2 separate regions of the Mus musculus genome follow, and region 1 is linked to region 2. The links are chromatin contacts, found by Hi-C or POLR2A ChIA-PET in ENCODE. All regions are on one chromosome and are shown on one strand. The core of a region is the stretch at or near the end of the contact, and the rest is flanking DNA. Distances in the headings are between cores, read along the strand shown. Region 1 holds the start of Gdf5 (growth differentiation factor 5). Region 2 holds the start of Eif6 (eukaryotic translation initiation factor 6).

What was found. Hi-C counts contacts between places; a loop is a spot of excess contacts on that map. ChIA-PET counts read pairs that join two places held with the same protein, here RNA polymerase II (POLR2A).
Region 1: a loop to region 2 is called in a map of mouse embryonic stem cell, with 2.8 times the contacts of the local background. The contact joins the promoter of Gdf5 here to the promoter of Eif6 in region 2. A Hi-C loop is called at or near these places in 5 of 37 maps with a recorded cell type or tissue (ES-E14, mouse embryonic stem cell, mouse trophoblast stem cell and 1 more). POLR2A ChIA-PET finds 5 or more read pairs at or near these places in 4 of 5 experiments (Patski and embryonic stem cell).

The regions. Positions count from the first base shown.
Region 1 is chr2:155,944,043-155,946,742 of GRCm38, forward strand. It overlaps Gdf5 (growth differentiation factor 5), which reads right to left and starts at 1,325. Exons shown (of 2, transcript NM_008109.3): 1 at 401-1,325. The coding sequence starts at 1,013.
Region 2 is chr2:155,825,557-155,828,372 of GRCm38, forward strand. It overlaps Eif6 (eukaryotic translation initiation factor 6), which reads right to left and starts at 1,369. Exons shown (of 6, transcript NM_010579.2): 1 at 771-1,369; 2 at 569-654. The coding sequence starts at 877.

The sequences.
Region 1 (2,700 bases), core at 75-2,574, 120 kb after region 2:
TCCTGCCCCCTTCGCCCCCTATCTGAGGGTAAAGTTCAAGAACCGCAGAGACCTAAAGTTTCTTTCTCTCTGCTGTCTGAGAAAAACCTGGAGCTTAGAGACTTCAGCCAACCCGCATGAGGTGCAGAGTACCACCCAGTAATCAAAACTGGGTCTTGGAGTTTAGTATCCAACTGGGAGATCTTAGCTCCTCTCTGCACTTTAGTGCCCTTTCTGCACCTGGCAGAAGTTGGACTCGGAGATCCCTAGGTGCTCCTAGTACTGGATCTGGTGTGTATGCGATAAGTTCCAGACTCCCACCCCAGGCTGGATACACACGCTGTCCCCCACCTGCGCACTCCAAGACTTTGGAACTCTTGGGTCCCTGCAAATGCCCCTCCCTGCCACCCTACCCTCTCACCTTGCCCTTTGTCAATAAAGCTGGTGATGGTGTTGGCCAGGCCAGCCTCCAACTTCACGCTGCTGTTACCTCCCTTTCTGTCAGCATCGGACAGCGTCCTGTACAGGGAGAGCATGTATTCGTGGGGTGTGATGGGGGGCGGGCGGAACGGCTCCTTGGGCTCTCGAGGGGTCCCAGGCTCCCTGGTCTTCTTCAGCAGGAAGGAGCTGGGGGCAGATCCTGCTTTTGAAGATGCTTTGCCCCCAGGAAGCTGTCCTTTTGGGGTTACAGTCCGGGCTGCAGCCTGTCTAGTCTGGGAAGAGGGTCCTGGCTTGGTTTCAGGGCCACCGGATCTGGGGGGCATCTTTCTGGGTTCATCCTTCTTGGCCTGTGTCTGCCCAGAGCTTCCCTTGGCCCTGGCATTGGTGGCCCCCACACCATAGATATGACCCCCTGGCCTAAAGACATTCCTGGCCAGGGGTGGCCTCTCCTTGGCCTCCGCTTTGGTCAACCCTGGCTTGGCCCCTGGGGTTCTCTGTCCTAAGTCAGGGGCACCCAGCACAGTGCAGATGAGTTCCAGGTCCAGCCAAGCCAGGTGCCACAGCAAAAGAGTGAGGAGTTTGGGGAGTCTCATCCTCTGGCCAGCCGCTGAATGACACCACAGAGAAAGGCCGTAGCAGCGAAGGTGCCTCTGGCTTGGCAGGAAAAACCATGAAAGGAGTGGGTCTTCAGAGGCAGCGGTGGCAGCAGCAGCAGCAGGCAGGGCTTTCTCCTCAGTCTGAGTGTCTTGAAGTCCGCCGGGCGTGTGTCTGTATCCAGTCCCATAGTGGAAGTGCTCCCGTGTCCAGACGTGCACCGTCTCCAGTCAGCAGCTGAAAATAACTCGTTCTTGAAAGGAGAAAGCCGACCGCCCCCTTTCTCCCGCACAACTGACTGAGGGCTTGAAGGAGGCTTGTATAAGGCTGAGGGATTTTTCCAAGAAGGAAGAATGGCGTAATGCTGCCTGTGCGCTCCAGTTTTTTTTCCCTCTAATTTTGAATCCTTTCCAGTGAAAATACTTACACACACACACACACACACACACACACACACACACACACATACACACACACACACACACACACAAACCTGCAGGTGCTCAGAAAAAAATCTTTTACAAACCTGAACTCAGGAATTGGAAACGGAATTCCAACCCAAACCAATTTAATTACTCTCTGATGTCATGCTGTCTAAATTCATTTAAGTGCGATATATTTATGTGAAAAAAATTACCGCTGCCCTTTGGAGGCCATGGCTCACGGGGGCTTTTGGCTCAGAGCCCCATAGCGGGACTCAGGCTTAGGGGGCCTCCCCATCCCAGAGTAGACTCAGGGGTTTTCACCTCCACCTCCTGGAACAGCCCACCCCACCATCCTGAGCAGAGATGTTGAGAAGCTAGTGTAGAGATCTGCACAAACTAAGCATGCAAGCAAGGTTTTCAGTGAAGTCCTTGGAGTGTCTGTAAAGCAATTTCAATCTCTCTGTCTAGTCTAGGACCTGGTGTGTGTGTGTGTGTGTGTGTGTGTGTGTGTGTGTGTGTGTGTGTGTGTGTGTGTGTGTGTGTGTTGAGGGCAGCACAGATGGCAGCATTTACCTACTGTTTCTTTTATTTTAATAAACTTGTGACCCAGAAACAGAAAAAAAAATCAGTGTCCACTATACACCCCCACCAAATGCCATTGGCTAAGCACTGCCATCCTGTAGCCCCCTTGGCTGGAACCAGGTCCAGGGTGTGTGTACCTCAGCCACTACCCAAGCAAAAAACCCGCCAGTTTTCTTAAAAGAAATTAGCTGAGACCAGAGGCGACAGCCCCAGCCTAAGGCAGCAGCGACCCCTGCAGGAGGTTGGGAAAACAAACTCTCTGGGGCTGCTTTTCCAGAAGCTGATGAAGAAATCCAAATTCTGCTTGACTCAAGAGAGCTCCCTCTCCCTCTCTGCCTTTTCTTCTTCGTCTTTAGATAACGCACAGATAGCCCACGATGGCCTCAAGTTCACCATGTATCCGAGGCTGGTCTTGAACTCTGATCCTACACCACCCCTAGCTCAGATCCTCTTCCTTTCCTTTTCTCCTGTAGCAAAAGCTGACCTTGGACTTACAGTGTAGCTGAGGCTGCCCTAGAAGTCCTGATCCTTCTACCTCCACCTGCTTGGCTACAGAGTAGGATTATAGAACTAGTACCGCCTACTCTAGCCTTCTTGGTTAATCCTCTACTCCCTGCGCTGACCTAACAGATCCATTCATATGCTAAAGTCGGTTTCTAGAGACTCTGCTGGAGACAGG
Region 2 (2,816 bases), core at 119-2,618:
GAGGCAGACGCAGGCGGATTTCTGAGTTCAAGGCCAGCCTGGTCTACAAAGTGAGTTCCAGGACAGCCAGGGCCATACAGAGAAACCCTGTCTCGAAAAAAACAAAAAAAAAACAAACAAAAAAAGAAATTGTAAGAATTAAATGCAGCTGAACAGGGTGACCTGGGACCTTAGTTATTTCCTGAGGGAGAAACTGATGCTCAAAAACAAGAAGCAACTTGTTCATATTCAGAGGCAGGAGAGAGATGCAAATCCTCTCCTCCGCCCTTAGGTGTGGGACTCTGTAAGTCACATAGTTCCGAGCGACAACCCATGCTTTCCAGTATCCCTGTGAAGGAAAAACGAGACCAAGAATGATAGCCAGCACTTAATGGTATTTCGCTCCGGCTACTCTCAAGTCTGAGAGACAGTGTTCTTGATCTGCAGTTCGAGTCCCACACACCCGTCAGATTCCAAAGTCCACTGGGCCCGAAAGCCTGGGAATCCCCCGATCACTGGGGGTAAGCTCCAGGAAACTAATGACTCAGAGTGCTTCGCTGTGTCCCTCGGCGTCTTCCACCCGCCTTACCCACACACATGCGCCCGATGATTCGGCAGCCGGCGATGGATGCGTGCACCACGGGAATGGCATCGGAGAGCTCACCCTCGAACACACTGTAGAAACACGGATTCGCTGCTTACTGGGGTGGGTCGCTCTTTTCAGACCTCTCGCTCTCCGCCTCCCTTCCCTTCCCGCCCCGGCGGCTCGGGACCAGAAGCTCTCGCCTCACCTATAGAAGTTCTCTGAGCCTCCGATGGCCACCAGGCAGTAGGCGTTTGTGAGTTTGGCAAAACAACCGACCTCACAGTTGTTCTCGAACGACGCTCTGACCGCCATGAGAGAGGCTGGGGGGCAGCACGACTGCGGGTTCTGGGCCGACAGATCCACTCCGGAGCCGGGTCAACCAGCCTCGCCTCCTCAAACCCCGCCCTCTCGGGCCCCTCAGATGCCCGGGCGTGCGGACGGATCCCTCCTGGCTCTCCTGCCCCAAGTCCTCTCGCCCTGCGACCCGGAACTGACTTTTGCCGCCCAGAGTCCCAACAGCTCACCAAGCGACTCCAATGTCTACACGCTGCAACAACTTCTCCCGTAACTAGCTTTCCGTTTCCGCCTCCTCCCAGGCCCGCTTCCGGGAGCGCGCAGGAGCCGGGCGGAGCTGCTGGTCACTCTAGCCCCACCCTTTGGGAGGACTCGATGGTTACTAGGTGACTCCGCCCGACCCCGCCTCCTGCACGTTTTCTTGCTTTAGGTTTTTGGCTTCACCTCCTAGTGGGTCTTTTTAGAAGGAATAATCAATCAAACCTGAGGCTGGGCAAATGAAAAGATGAGGAAATGAGGAACCGGTGTTGTCTGGTTGGAGCTGGATTGATTGGAGGGCTTTATTTACCGAGTAAGGACGGGAAAAGGGCGGATTTGAGAAAGAGGATAATCACACCCCGGCCACGCGGACGGAAGTGGGAATCTGGACCAGTGGCAAGGGTCAAGGGTTGAAGATTGAAATTTGGCATAGAGATCAACCAAGAGACCAGGATAAAGTGGTTGGAGGAGGCATAAGAACCATAGGCTGAAGAAGACAATGGAGACGGGGAAATGTGTTACGGAGAGATTGGAGGAGAAAGGGTTCTAGGGTAAGCAAAGATCTGAGAGCTGACTTGCTTCCTTGATGTGTTTATCACGCAGTTTATCACCCCATCAGCAGCCCTGGGGATAGTGGTATGGCCCATTTTCATAGAATAAACTTGTCTCAACTAGTGTAGAATATACAAAAGTCCCCAGGGTGTCTCAGAATGCCACAGTGGAAGGTAAAAGGAGCAGAGAATCACTTACCGCAGACTGTCTTATGCCATTCATTCTTCTCCAAGAAGATCTGATCTGAAAGGGGCATAAATGGCGCGGCGCCCTTTCCCCAGCCCCATCATACAGTCCCATAACCGAGAACACATCAGATTGCTACGGGGTCTAGCCACAATTGCCTTTATTGATTAGTACCATGCACAGTCTCCTGCAGGTGCTAAGTTCAGGAGAAAGACCCATGACCAGCTGCAGCCCGAGCTTCCAGAGACATTCAGCAAGGTGGTCTGTGTGTTTGTGTCTAAGTGTTCAACTACGTGCTCTGCTTATCTCCCCCAGCTCACCCCAGATCCGCTCATTGAGCCCCACACCACTCTCTGGCTTACTCTACCAAGAACTCTTAACTCTCCTCCACCTGGCTCTCCCCCTGTCCTTCAAGACCAGCCTCCAAGTCAGCCTCTCTCTGATAAGCTTTGTCGATCGCTCTACTATCTCCATGACCCTCTGTCCCTAATACAGTTTTCATCTAATACATCTGTCTTGTTCTCTGAGGTTTGTGCTTTTAAGCTTCAGCCCTCAGAATCTGCATCTAAGTAGCCTTTCGGCTCTAGGGAATGTTCAGGGTGAGGTTGTGAGCACAGCTTGGTGCAGAGTTAGGATGAAGAGTCATATGTGTATTTATAGTTTCTGAGTCTCAGGGGGGCTCTGCAGTGTGTACTAGAAGCTTGAATTTTCTGTGGCCATTCATTTAGGCAGACCATATTGATTATGTACCTGCAACAGAAGTTTTATTTTTGAGTTAATCAGAGAGCTCTGTATACTCGCTCTATGCATCTATGGGTGTACCTAGTCATTGTTCTCTGTGTACTGTACGGGCATCTGAAACATCCTTGTAGTGTCCATGTTTTATGTACATAGAAACACAGGAACTGCAGATTCTATGTGTTGTGTCTGGGCAAACAAAATTCAGATTTAGAGCCAGAGG